Regions from separate parts of the Homo sapiens genome. Here regions 1 and 2 are each linked to region 3. Evidence: chromatin contacts called from ENCODE Hi-C or POLR2A ChIA-PET data. All regions are on one chromosome and are shown on one strand. Each heading gives the region's core, a stretch centred on a gene start or an enhancer-like site at or near the end of the contact. The rest is flanking DNA. Distances are from core to core; before and after follow the strand shown. Region 1 overlaps LINC01342 (long intergenic non-protein coding RNA 1342). Region 2 holds the start of TTLL10 (tubulin tyrosine ligase like 10). Region 3 has its middle 4.3 kb from the start of C1QTNF12.

Evidence for each region. A loop is a pair of places that touch in the nucleus more often than their neighbours do. ChIA-PET counts read pairs that join two places held with the same protein, here RNA polymerase II (POLR2A). Pooled maps may share reads with other maps.
Region 1: a pooled map shows a loop between it and region 3 (4-fold over the local background). The contact joins two enhancer-like sites. A Hi-C loop is called at or near these places in 1 of 168 maps with a recorded cell type or tissue (B cell), 2 of 37 single-sample maps with no recorded cell type and 6 of 50 pooled maps. POLR2A ChIA-PET finds 5 or more read pairs at or near these places in 7 of 52 experiments (AG04449, B cell, GM12878 and 4 more).
Region 2: a map with no recorded cell type shows a loop between it and region 3 (11-fold over the local background). The contact joins the promoter of TTLL10 here to the enhancer-like site in region 3. A Hi-C loop is called at or near these places in 1 of 168 maps with a recorded cell type or tissue (PC-9), 1 of 37 single-sample maps with no recorded cell type and 2 of 50 pooled maps. POLR2A ChIA-PET finds 5 or more read pairs at or near these places in 6 of 52 experiments (H1, WTC11, activated B cell and 2 more).

The regions. Positions count from the first base shown.
Region 1 is chr1:1,142,716-1,147,078 of GRCh38, forward strand. It overlaps LINC01342 (long intergenic non-protein coding RNA 1342), which reads left to right. Exons shown (of 3, transcript NR_038869.1): 3 at 24-1,341. The region is part of intron 1 of LOC124903820 (a long non-coding RNA gene); the gene reads left to right. Among named protein-coding and RNA genes, the nearest start is that of LINC01342, 7.9 kb to the left of the region's middle. RefSeq lists an enhancer at 2,202-2,721. Within about 2 kb of position 1,501, at least 12 of the 41 ENCODE cell types and tissues checked have a DNase peak (open chromatin) inside an H3K27ac peak, as active enhancers do; they include B cell, where a contact is called at or near this core.
Region 2 is chr1:1,172,500-1,176,800 of GRCh38, forward strand. It overlaps TTLL10 (tubulin tyrosine ligase like 10), which reads left to right and starts at 1,381. Exons shown (of 16, transcript NM_001130045.2): 1 at 1,381-1,427; 2 at 1,786-1,822; 3 at 1,925-1,990. It overlaps TTLL10-AS1 (TTLL10 antisense RNA 1), which reads right to left. Exons shown (of 2, transcript NR_173246.1): 2 at 557-3,897. RefSeq lists a silencer at 1,531-1,620 and an enhancer at 3,098-3,616.
Region 3 is chr1:1,248,831-1,253,263 of GRCh38, forward strand. No RefSeq gene overlaps it. Among named protein-coding and RNA genes, the nearest start is that of C1QTNF12, 4.3 kb to the left of the region's middle. RefSeq lists an enhancer at 2,324-2,603. Within about 2 kb of position 2,246, at least 5 of the 41 ENCODE cell types and tissues checked have a DNase peak (open chromatin) inside an H3K27ac peak, as active enhancers do; they include B cell, where a contact is called at or near this core.

The DNA.
Region 1 (4,363 bases), core at 251-2,750, 110 kb before region 3:
CTAAAAGGATCTTCCTTCTCCAGGCACATGGTCACCCTGCACGTCAGGGGCCGGCTCACCCCTGATATTAGCAACCCCAAGCGTCTTGGCGCAGGGAGGGATCCCCGTCAGCCAGGTCCCCACGCAGCTCCAGGCAGCGCCAGCGTCCACCAGGGAGCAGGGGCAGCAGAGCCCTTCTCCCCAGACACCCTTGTGTCTTCGGAAAATGCCAGGTCCCCCCCCAGCTGCTGTTCTCGTCTTTGGAGGACCCGGCTTTACTGGTGCCACATGCCTGCTGCGGGCTGTGCCATGGAGGGCGGCACCTGCCTCTTCTCACGTGGCAGCTCTGGCACCGGGAACTTCAGAGACCCCAGCTGGGCTGAGCCACCCCGGGCTGAGGCCTTGTGGGTCGCCTCAAATTCAAGCCTCATGGGCCCGGCCTCCCGCCCTAACGGTCGCTGAAGTGTCCTGCTCTCATACGAACTTGTGTCTAAAACTGTGGTCTTTGCTTTTCTCCCAAACCCGCCTCCCCGCGCTGCCTACCTCAGGCCTGGGGGCTCCCCCGACTTGTTCTCTATTCCCCCAGCCCCTCACTGCCTGGGGGCTCCCCCGACTCACTCTCTAGGCCCCCAGCCCCACACTGCCTGGGGGCTCCCCCGACCCTCTCTCTATTCTCCCAGCCCCGCACTGCCTGGGGGCTCCCCCGACCCTCTCTCTATTCTCCCAGCCCTGCACTGCCTGGGGACTCGCCTGACTCGCTCTCTATTCCCCCAGCCCCACACTGCATCTCGGGAGCAGTTCCAGGCCGACCTCTGCTCTCCACGGCCGGGAGGTGTCCAGGTGTGGACAGAGCCCCGGCTCTCCATCAGGGCACCCAGCCGCCCCACGCTCAGCCCTGCGTGGCTTCTCCCGTCCTTCCTGGGCATCCCCTGAGGGTGTGGCCCTGTTGCTGGGCCCCCTCCTGCCCCCTTGCCCTGCCAGTTCCTAGAGCCTAGGCTGAGGGCAGGGCCATTGCTGTGAACAAACTGGACAGGCTCCGCGGGAGCTCAGAGCTGCCCCGTGTCTGAGGGCGCGGCTGTGTGGAGTGGGGTCCCCTCGGCCAGGCGGGAAAGGCCCTGGATCGTGTGTGTGACCCTGGTACTGGGCAACCCCTGGGACAGGCAAGTCCGTGGAGACAGAACGGGGCGGTGGCTGCAGCCTGGGAGCTCGGCCTCCCTCGGGGTGACGGAATGTTCTGGACCTTGATATAGGTGGTGGATACTCAGCCCTGTGAGTGCAATAAATGCCACCAAATTCTCACTTCAAAATTATTTTATGCTATGTGAATTCTGCTCCAATTAAAACACAAACTCTCTTGCAAAATGCACCTTGTCTCCGCCCCTTCTCCCATCACACGCAGCCCCTTGAGAACAGCCAGCACCTGCCTCCCAGGTCCGGGCAAGCAGCCTCCCCTCTCGACGGCCCCGGGCAGCCCCATCACCCTCGGCGGCTGCCCAGGCCCAGGCCTGTTTCCGGCCCTCCTCTGAGCACCTGGAGAGGAGGAAGTGCGTCTTCTCTCCGGTGCCTCTGAGAGACAAGCCTACTCCCCCCGGGCTGGGTGGCCCAGGGCACAGTTAGACCCGGGAGTGGAAAAGGCGGTGGCGGTTTTCTTGCTGTTGTCCCGGCAGCGTCTTTGGTGACACTTTCCCGCCTTTGGAGACCAATTACCCGGCAGAGGCCCAGTGGCCTCATTAACTCTGCTGCGGCGTCGAGAAAGGGGGAAGGAGCCAGCCCACGGGCAGGGCAGGGCGGCTGCAGACTCTCCCGCAGCTCAGGGGCCTGGAGAAACCTGGCCACACCTGGCCCAGCTGGGTCAGGCCTCTGCCAACAGGAGCCCAGGGCCCCAGCGCTCCCCTCCCTGCCAGGGAAACAGCCCATAACGACAGCCTTTCCTGGAGCCTGGGTTGCATCAGCCGAGCCGCCAGCCACAGGGCCCCAGCAACGGCACCTGGGCCCGGGGCCTGGCCTGCCGGGGACACTCGGCTGTGCGCACCTCGAGGGGCTCTACAGCCTGTGGGGCCGCGCCTGCCTCTCGGGGCTTCCGGGCGATTCCTCCTTCTCCTCCGTGGTGTGTGCTGTGCAGACGGGGACCGGGCCAGGCCAGACGCCGGATCCAGAGCAGCTTCCCAGACAGGCCACCCACCCCTCCGAGGCCTCCCTCAGTCCCCTGGCGGGAGTCCCCGGCCTTCCGGGCCTCTCTCCCCTCCCTTCCCACCCCCAGGAGGGGAGAGGACTGAGGCCTGGGGTCACTGCCGCACCTGCGCTCTGAGACCTGCACTCGCCCAGGCCGGAGTCCCCACGAGGCAGGAACCCTGGCATGCGGCCGGCAGTGCCCACAGCACCCAGTCAGCCGGGAGGGGTCTCACCCCACAGCCCCCCGCTCCTCCCCTCCACACCCAACCACAGTCCCTCCTGGCTGACACCGTGGCCCCTCCTGGCCTGTGCTCCCCGGGAACCTCAGTCAGTGTCACTTGAACTCCAGCACCGGACCTGGCCCCGTCCATCCAGCCTCTGCCCCGAGAGCCCCGCCCGTATCTCCAGAGGACACGCCCTGCCAGGGGACAGGCGGGAGCAGCTGAGGGCCGCCCGGGGAAGGAAGGCAAGGAGGGCATGTAATCGCCTGACCACATGGCCGACCCCCTTGTGACCTCATGACCCCCACCACCTTCATGGCCGACCCCACCTGACCTCATGGCCGACCTGACCTGACCGCACGGCTGACCCAACCCCATCTCATGACTGACCCCACCTGACTTTATGGCTCACCCCAGTGACCCCATGGCCAACCCCACCTGACCTCATGGCCGACCCGATCTGACCTCATGGCTGATCCTCATGACCTCACTGACCCCCCTGACCTCATGGCTGACCCCCCAGGAGGGCTCCCAGAAGGCCGAGGGCTGGGGGCAGGGGCAGAGCCCAGGTGAGTCCAGGAGGCCGGAGGGGCTGCAGGTCCGGCAGAGCCAGGGGGAGCGGCCTTTGACGTTGGCAGAGGTGGTGCCAGGGTGGGGCCTGCCAGGGCGTCTGAGGCTCAGGGGCAGACCTTCTCCACTGGCTGACCCAGGAGGGTCAGGGGTCAGAGGCCACAAAGCAGCATGGAGAGGCCGGGAGTGCAGGGGCTGGGAGGGCCAGGAGGCCACAGGGGATCCCGCAGAGCCCTCTCGGCCCCATCCTGGTGGGAGAGGAGCCTGTCCACTGCCTTCCTGGCACCCTCTGGGGTCTGGGGGCCGGTGGGCAGCCCTGGGAGGGCCCATTCTCAGTACTGCCTGGCACTGCGTGGGGTTCCAGAGCCCCCCCTGCCCCGAATCTGAGAATTCTCACTCAAATTAGATGCTGATGCTGCCACCACTGCTGCTTTGGGAAGCAAATCTGTCACCTGTGCAAACGTGGCTGTGTCCGAGTCAGGTCTGGGGGAGCCCTGGGCCCGGCCGGTGCCAGGGCAGGGTCCGCACCAAGTCGAGGCCTCCAGGGAGCAAAGCTGCCCCCCAGCCTGGGAGTGCCATGGGTCTGTGGGTTCCAGCAGGGGACAGTGTCCAGCCCCTCCAAGGGTGCACAGAGACGCCTTCCTGTGGCCACCTCTGGCCGGAATTTCCCACGGGGGTCCCGGCCGTGGCCTCAGAAAGGGGCTCAGCTCCTCCTCCTGCTGGGGCAGCCCTGTGCCTTGAGGGAGGAGAGTAGTCAGCGGTGGCGGGAGGCCACTGTTAGCTAGAAGCAGAGCCGGTTAGAAGTTGACCTTGAATGGGTTTTTTGGGGATTTTGGGGTTTTTTTAACTGTCGTTTCACCTCCGCTTGGGGAAACATCCAGGTGGCTTTGCTGGATCTGCTGGGCCGGCCAGGAGAGGCATGAAGGCTGGTGCTTGGGCCCAACCCAGAAATGCACAGACACTGGGGGCTGCTCTGGAGGGGCTCTGCCTGGGCAGAGGGCGGGAAGCGGGTGCAGGGAGTGGGGACTGGGCAATAAGGACTCTTAGGGACTTGGGCCTGCTCTGAGTGCAGGGCTGGCCCAACTCACGCATCCTTACTGGCTGCACTGGTGCAGGGTGGCCACGGGGCCAGTGGGCGTCGTGGCACCAGCCAGGCTGCGGGCATCGGCCGTCGGGGGCAGTGCCTTTAGCTGCGAGGACCCAGGGTTCTGGGCGCACTTTGGAAGCACAGCCTGCTCTCCCGAGGGCTGGGATGTGGAGGATCCCAAGGTTTGGGAGGCTGGCGGGGGCAGGTCCAGGGAAGCTCGGCATCTGTGCTCAGGTTTACATGGACCTGGGTGGCCCCTGGCCACTTGCACTTGCAGAGGGCGTTAGAGCCTAGGGACCAGGTGACACCAAGGACAGCCCTGGGGCGGTGGGTT
Region 2 (4,301 bases), core at 131-2,630, 77 kb before region 3:
GGCTGGAGGCTCAGAGTTTGAGGCAGAGGGGATCAGACCGTGCCATGGGTCATGCCAGGAGCCCAGGACTCCCAGACCTCGTATCATTAGGTGTTTTAAAGAGAAGGCGAGGGCAGGCCAGGCGCAGTGACTCACGCCTGTAATCCCAGCACTTTGGGAGGCCGAGGCGGGCGGATCACCTGAGGTCAGGAGTTCAAGAGCAGCCTGGCCAACATGATGAAACCCTCTAAAATTAATAATAAATTAATAATAAAATAATTATAATAATATAGAAAATAATATATAAAATAATAAATATATAAAATATAAAACAAAATAAAAATAAAAAATAAAATTAATATTAAAAATACAAAAATTAGCTGGGCACTGTGGTGGGCACCTGTAATCCCAGCTACTCGGGAGGCTGAGGCAGGAGAATTGCTTGATCCTGGGAGGCGGAGGTTGCAGTGAGCCGAGACCGTACCATTGCACTCCAGCCTGGGCAAAAGAGTGAGACTCCGTATTTTGAAAAAAAAAAAAGAGAGAATGTGAGGGTTAAACAAAGACACACAGAGATGGAGAAAGGGCAGCCTTACATCAACACGGGTACATTGCAAACACCTGCAGAGGTGGGGGACCAGCTGGATGCCAGAGCCCACTGCCGCCTACGGGCTGGGGTGCCTATAGGTATGGGTGGGAGCGGCCCGGGCCACACGGCTTCAGGATGAGGCCGTTTGTTTGGCCCTTGTTCCCGCAGAAGGTAATCGTGATGTTCCTCGGTGTTTTTCCCCGCAGAGTGTTCAAGTCAGGTGTCGGGCAGGCTGTTCCTCACGGCCCAAACCCCTGCGGAATGCTTCACTTTGGCCGAGGTCTGTGACACAGCGAGGGGCTTACAGAAAGGTGCAGTTTGGACCGATAGATGTGAGTCCCCCTCTGGGGGGCACTCACTTTGTGGAGCCCCCGGTTCCTGTTTGCAGAGGGGGGCACAGTGGCACCTCGTCCGCTGTGGAGTGAGAACAGGGACCCGACCACGTGAAGCACAGAGAATGCTCAGGGATCGGCAGCCGTGTATCCAGCCAACATCACCAGGGTGCACGCAGAGCCTGGCCCGGGCCAGGTCCTGGGGTGCTGAGCATGGGTGGGGCCTGAGAGACGGCTCAGGGACCATCCTGGGAGGGCCGGGCGGAGGGGCAGCAACTGGGGCTCAGGCTCAGGCAGTCCCAGCAGTGACTGGGAGGCAGCTGTGCCCATGAAGCTGTGCCCTTCTCCAGCCTCAGCCCTCAGCCCGGCTTCCCGGGCTGGCCCCGCCACTCAGCAGCCCCTCCCCATCCTCCGAAAACCCAAGCTCACCTCTGGGTTCCGGCTGGGTGGGGGTTGCCAGGAGACGGTTGCCAGGTCACCACTGTTGTTTCCTGGCCCAGGCTCCCAGGACCTTGTGGGCTGGGCAGGTAAGAAGCGCCGGCGGCCACCAGCTGGGGTCCAGTGGGCTCGGCCCCGCCCTCCTACGCCCTGCCTGCGGGTCCCCTCGGGAGGCTGCTCAGGAGAGGAGGAGGCTGGGGAGGGGACTGGACAGGGATCGGGTAGGGTGGGGCCAGGCTGAGCCTGCTCTGCGGGTCCCGGACCCCAGCGCCACCGTGCGAGAGGCTCGGGTCCAGGCCAGGCCGGGGAACGGTGTGTGTACCCGGTGGGGTGGGAGGGCTGGGCAGCCCTGGGACGAGCTCCGTGGCCTGGGACCAGGTCTGCCTCCGCAGAGCAAGTCCTGGACGGACGGCTGCTTGAGCCCACAGGTCGTGCGTCCTTTGACAGCGGCCTCCGGCCGGGAGGCACCAGCTCTTCGAACAATGTCAGTACCTTCCTAGGGCCCCACGTGGCCAAGCTTGGATTCTGGGGGGAGAACTCGCAGCAGGACACTAACATGTGGTCGCTTTTTGGATGATTTCTTCAGGTTTAAAAGTCTCTTCTGTTCATCCTACCGGGGTGCCGTCTCCTGCCGGTCTTTTCATCTCACCAGGTAAAACGCTTATTTTACAATTTATTGTAAGGTCGTGCACCAAGTTTCCACGCCGCCTTTACACCGTGTCCCCACCGAGGGGCGTCACAACCGTCCTCCACACCGGGCGTCACCGGCTTCCCAAGTCCCACCGCTATAAAGGACACGTCAGTCAGCATCTCGGAGTGAGACGCTTTCCTTCTGGATTCAGAATCGCGTCCGTCAGAGACTCCAAAGCACATTTGCTAGATCGACAGGCGTGAGGAGCCAGCGGCTCCCGGCGCTTGGGAGGCTGCGTCCCACCTGCATTCAGGCCCCGGGTTCACCACACACACAGCGGGCAGCTGCTTAAGAAACCTTTGATTTCAGTCCGGGGCGGTGGCTCACGCCTGTAATCCCAGCACTTTGGGAGGCCGAGGTGGGCGGATCACGAGGTCAGGAGTTTGAGACCAGCCTGGTCAACATGGAGAAACCCTGTCTCTACTAAAAATACAAAAATTAGCCGGGCATGGCAGCAGGCGCCTGTAATCCCAGCTACTCAGGAGGCTGAGGCGGGAGAATTGTTTGAACCTGGGAGGCGGAGGTTACAGTGAGCCGCGATTGCGCCATTGCACTCCAGCCTGGGCGACAGAGTGAGACTTCGTCTAAAAAAATTAAAAAAAAAAACACCTTTAATTTCAATGACAAGAAATAACAGCTCACAACTTATTTAGTTATTTGTGAACATCATAAGGACATAAAGTTAGAAAAGCCCAAAGGAGGCCTCAGGCTTACGATGAAATCAGCACCTGGCTGCCTCTTCCAGCTGCTGCTTCTTCTGCAGCAGAAGAGACGGAGGCAGTTTCCTGGGTGGGGGGGTGGGTGCTGTGCTTCCGCTTTCTAACTGCCTGTTTCCAAAAAGCACCTGATGCTGCTGCTTCTGGAGCTTCCAGTGCAGAAATTCCCCGTGGACGGTGAAAGGGGCTTGTCTTCCACACGCTGCCCTGTCCATATCATCCCGGCACGAATGATGTTTGGGGCAGAGCTGCCCGGCCTCCCCGGGTGGTGCCCATTTGTTTTCCTCAGAGTTGGCGATCGCCTTGCTTTTCACATGTGCTTGTGTTCCCGCCTATCCTGAGCTGTCCCTGAGCTCTCTGCCTCCCGTCACCCCCACAGTCACCATCACCACAGCCCTGCAGACTGCGCAGTGTGTGGCGGGTGCTGTCCTGACATTACATGTGGAAACTCCATCTTTGCAGCAACCCTGCGAGGCTGCTGCTCCCAGCTGCTGTGCAGGTGGAGAGAGGCTGCTGTTGTGCAGGTGGAGAGGCTGCTGCTCCCAGCCGCTGTGCAGGTGGAGAGAGGCTGCCACCGTGCAGGTGGAGAGAGGCTGCCGCTGTGCCGGTGGAGAGGCTGCTGCCGTGCAGGTGGAGAGAGGCTGCCGCTGTGCCGGTGGAGAGGCTGCTGCTCCCAGCCGCTGTGCAGGTGGAGAGAGGCTGACGCTGTGCAGGTGGAAAGAGGCTGACGCTGTGCAGGTGGAGAGGCTGCTGCTCCCAGCCACTGTGCAGGTGGAGAGAGGCTGACGCTGTGCAGGTGGAGAGGCTGACGCTGTGCAGGTGGAGAGAGGCTGCCGCTGTGCAGGTGGAGAGACTGCTGCTCCCAGCCGCTGTGCAGGTGGAGAGAGGCTGACGCTGTGCAGGTGGAGAGAGGCTGACGCTGTGCAGGTGGAGAGAGGCTGCCGCTGTGCCGGTGGAGAGGCTGCTGCTCCCAGCCGCTGTGCAGGTGGAGAGAGGCTGACGCTGTGCAGGTGGAGAGAGGCTGACGCTGTGCAGGTGGAGAGGCTGCTGCTCCCAGCCGCTGTGCAGGTGGAGAGAGGCTGACACTGTGCAGGTGGAGAGAGGCTGACGCTGTGCAGCTGGAGAGAGGCTGACGCTGTACAGCTGGAGAGGCTGGGGCACACAGTCATCAGGTCAGCTGCAAGCTCACAGCTGCTGCATCTTTTCCCTGACAGCTCACTCCTGTGAGAGTCTTCCAGGCTTCCCGGAGGGACGGATGTCTCCTCACCTTTTCCCACCTCCACACCTTTTCCCACCTCCACACCTGGTAGGCCAGGTATGGAATTCCTGGAATTCCCGGCTGGGAGCCTCCTGGGCCGGTTCCAGCCCTGTGTGTCCCCAGGAAGGCTGGAGGGCTGCTAGTGGCCTCGGTGGGCACCCAGGGCTGGCCAGGACCACACCTCCTTCCTCCGGCTCTGTGCCTGTATCTCCCCGGGCCTCCCCTCTCGCCTGGGGCTCCACGGTGACCCTGCTGTGCGGCACCTCGGATTTACACCCACAGTCCCATCCCCAGGGTT
Region 3 (4,433 bases), core at 996-3,495:
AGGCTGGACCGAGGGAGGCTGGACTTCCCACTCTACCCTACAGGCAGGAAAACGGGCAGCCCTGGGAGGCTGGAGCGAGGGAGGCTGGGCCTCCCACTCCGCCCTACAGGCCGGGACACGGGCAGCCCTGGGAGGCTGGAGCGAGGGAGGCTGGGCCTCCCACTCCGCCCTACAGGCCGGGACACGGGCAGCCCTGGGAGGCTGGAGCGAGGGAGGCTGGGCCTCCCACTCCGCCCTACAGGCCGGGACACGGGCAGCCCTGGGAGGCTGGACCGAGGGAGGCTGGGCCTCCCACTCCGCCCTACAGGCCGGGACACGGGCAGCCCTGGGAGGCTGGACCGAGGGAGGCTGGGCCTCCCACTCCGCCCTACAGGCCGGGACACGGGCAGCCCTGGGAGGCTGGACCGAGGGAGGCTGGGCCTCCCACTCCGCCCTACAGGCCGGGACACGGGCAGCCCTGGGAGGCTGGACCGAGGGAGGCTGGGCCTCCCACTCCGCCCTACAGGCCGGGACACGGGCAGCCCTGGGAGGCTGGACCGAGGGAGGCTGGGCCTCCCACTCCGCCCTACAGGCCGGGACACGGGCAGCCCTGGGAGGCTGGACCGAGGGAGGCTGGGCCTCCCACTCCGCCCTACAGGCCGGGACACGGGCAGCCCTGGGAGGCTGGACCGAGGGAGGCTGGGCCTCCCACTCCGCCCTACAGGCCGGGACACGGGCAGCCCTGGGAGGCTGGACCGAGGGAGGCTGGGCCTCCCACTCCGCCCTACAGGCCGGGACACGGGCAGCCCTGGGAGGCTAGACCGAGGGAGGCTGGGCCTCCCCCTCTGCCCTACAGGCAGGAAAACGGGCAGCCCTGGTGTAGAGGGCAGCCCTACAGGGTTTGTGGGTTTTTCTCCCCGTGTGCGGAGATGAGAGATCGTAGAAATAAAGATACAACACAAAGAAATAAAAAAGACAGCTGGGCCCGGGGGACCACTACCACCAAGATGTGGAGACCGGTAGTGGCCCCGAATGCCAGGCTGCGCTGTTATTTATTGGATACAAGACAAAGGGGCAGGATAAGGAGCGTGAGCCATCTCCAGTGATAGGTAAAGTCACGTGGGTCACGTGTCCACTGGACGGGGGCCCTTCCCTGTTTGGCAGCCAAGGCAGGGGCCAGGGAGAGAGAGAGACAGCTTACGCCATTATTTCTGCTTATCAGAGACTTTTAGTACTTTCACTAATTTTGCTACTGTTATCTAAAAGGCAAAGCCAGGTGTACAGGATGGAACGTGAAGGCGGACTAGGAGTGTGACCGCTGAAGCACAGCATCATAGGGAGACGGTTAGGCCTTCGGATAACTGTGGGTGGGCCTGACCCTCCACAAGAGGTGGAGGAGTAGAGTCTTCTCTAAACTCCCCCGGGGAAAGGGAGACTCCCCTTCCCAGTCTGCTAAGTAGCGGGTGTTTTCCCTTGACACTGACGCTACCGCTAGACCACGGTCTGCTTAGGTCACGGGTGCCTTCCCAGGCGCTGGCGTTACTGCTAGACCAAGGAGCCCTCTGGTGGCCCTGTCCGGGCGTAACGGAAGGCTCGCACTCTTGTCTTCTGGTCACTTCTCACCATGTCCCCTCAGCTCCTATCTCGGTATGGCCTGGTTTTTCCTAGATTATGATTATAGAGCGAGGATTATTATAATATTGGAATAAAGAATAATTACTACAAACTAATGATTAGTGACACATATGGTCTATACCAAGTATAACTCTTATTTTATATATTTTGTTACACTGGGACAGCTTGTGCCCTCGGTCTCTTCCCTCGGCACCTGGGTGACTTGCTGCCCTCACCCTGGGAGGCTGGGCCTAACTGGGAAGGATGTGGCTTCGTGTTCCCAACCCCAGGCACCTTTAAAATGAGCTGAGCCTGGCACCCAGGCAGGAACACTCAGCCCCCATGCTCCCTCTAGAAGACGACCAAGAGGACCCCACCCTCTGGGTCACCCACCAAGGATCCAGGGTACCCTGGGCCACAGCCACGAGCTGCTCACAAGGGGAGGCTCAGGTGCAGCTGCTGGCTCTGCTCACCCCCTGCACCCCCCAACGCAGACACCCTGACACCCCCCGGCCCTGGAAAAATGGCAAAGGACCACGGTGCCCTGCCCAGCCGCCTGCTGCAGGGAGAGCAGCTCCCTCAGACCCGGAGTGCTCTGCTGTGCCGGCTGGTTCATCAGCACTCAGGCAGGCCTGGGCATGCGCTCACAGAGAAGCTCGAGGTTGCCAGAACACAGGAAACGCCTCTTCTTTCCTGTGACCACGAGGCCACGTGCTCACCTGTCTGCAGAATATCAACTTTTAAGGGGCTTTTCTCTCCTCATTAAAAGACTTCACAGTGTGCTCTGCATGGCGAGGGGACACACCGTGCTCCCAGGGGGAAGTCAAGGACGGCCTCCACCGGTGACAACACAAGAACAGAGGGGCCCACGATTCCTCTAAGGGAGACGGGGACAGAGGGTCAGACGTGCCCGGCCCAACAGGCCAAACATCATTTTTTTTTTTTTTTTAGACAGAGTCTCACTCTGTCAGCCAGGCTGGAGAGCAGTGGCACGATCTTGGCTCACTGCAACCTCCACCTCCTGGACTCGAGTGATTCTCCTGCCTCAGCCTCCTGAGTAGCTGGGATTACAAGCACATGCCACCATGCCCGGCTAATTTTGTATTTTCAGTAGAGACAGGGTTTCACCATGTTGGCCAGGCTGGTCTCGAACTCCTGACCTCAGGTAATCTGCCCACCTCAGCCTCCCAAAGCGCTGGGATTACAGGAGTGAGCCACCACGCCCGGCCCAAACATCATTTTTTATTTTGGGCCAGTGCGGACAACATGCCACGGGCACCACCTTCACTGCTTGACCGATGATCGCTAAAAGTTGAGATTTCAGTTGGGCGTGGTGGCTCACGCCTGTAATCCCAGCACTTTGGGAGGCTGAGGCAAGCAGATCACGAGGTCAGGAGTTTCAGACCAGCCTGGCCAATATGGTGAAACCCCGTCTCTACTTAAAATTAGCTGGGTGTGGTGGCAGGCACCTGTAATCCCAGCTACTTGGGAGGCTGAGGCAGGAGAATCACTTGAACCCAGGAGGCAGAGGTCACAGTGAGCAGAGATCACGCCACTGTACTCCAGCCTGGGCGACAGAGCAAGACTCCGTCTCAAAAAAAAAAAAAAAGTTGAGATTTTAGTCGGGCGCGGTGGCTCACGCCTGTGATCCTAACACTTTGGGAGGCCGAGGCAGGTGGATCCCTTGAGCTCAGGAGTTCAAGACCAGCCTGCGCAACATGACGAAACTCCATCTCTACAAAAAATACAAAAATTAGCCAGGCATGGTGGCGCACACTTGCGGTCCCAGATATGTAGGGGGCTGAGTTTGGAGGATCCCTTGAGCCCAGGAGGTCACCGTTACATGTGGGCGGCAAGCCACCCAGGTGCCGAGGCAAGAGACCGAGGGCATGAGCTGTTCCAGTGTAATAAAGAAAATATACACAATAAGAATAGTTACACTAGAAATAGATTATAGATGTGATGATATATGAATATTCTTAATCATTAGTTTCTAGCATTACTCTTCATTCCAATATTATAATAATCTCTGTTCTACAACTATAACCTAGGAAAAACCAGGCCATACAGAGATAGGAGCTGAGGGGACATAGTGAGAAGTGACCAGGAGACAAGAGTGTGAGCCCTCTGTCACGCCCGGACAGGGCCACCAGAGGGGTCCCTGGTCTAGCGGTAGCGCTAGCGCCTGGCAAGGCACCAGTTACTTAGCAGACGGGGAAAGGGAGTCTCCTTTTCCCCGGGGGAGTTAGAGAAGACTCTGCTCCACCATCTCTTGTGCAAGGCGACATCAGTCAGGCCCACCCGCAGCCATCCAGAGGCCCGTCTCCCCGTGATGCTGTGCTTCAGCGGTCACACTCCTGGTCTGCTTTCGTGGTCCGCCCTGTACACCGGGCTCCGCCTTCTAGATAGCAGTAGCACAATGAGTGAAAGTACTAAAAGTCTTTGAAATACATAGAAGAAAGAATGGTGTAAGCTGTCCTCTCTCTCTCTCCGCCTCGGCTGCCAAACAGGGAAGGGCCCCCTGTCCAGTGGACACGAGACACACGTGACCTTACCTATCATTAGAGATGGCTCACGCTCCTTACCCTGCCCCCTTGCCTTGTATCCAATAAATAACAGCGCAGCCAGGCATTCGGGGCCACTACCGGCCTCCACATCTAGGTGGTAGTGGTCCCCCGGGCCCAGCTGTCTTTTCTTCTATCCCTGTCTTGTGTCTTTATTTCTATGATCTCACATCTCTCCGTACACAAGAAGAACCCACAGGCCCAGTAGGGCTGGACCCTGCAGTTACAGGGAGCCATGATAGCACCATTGCACTCCACACTGGGCAACAACAGAGC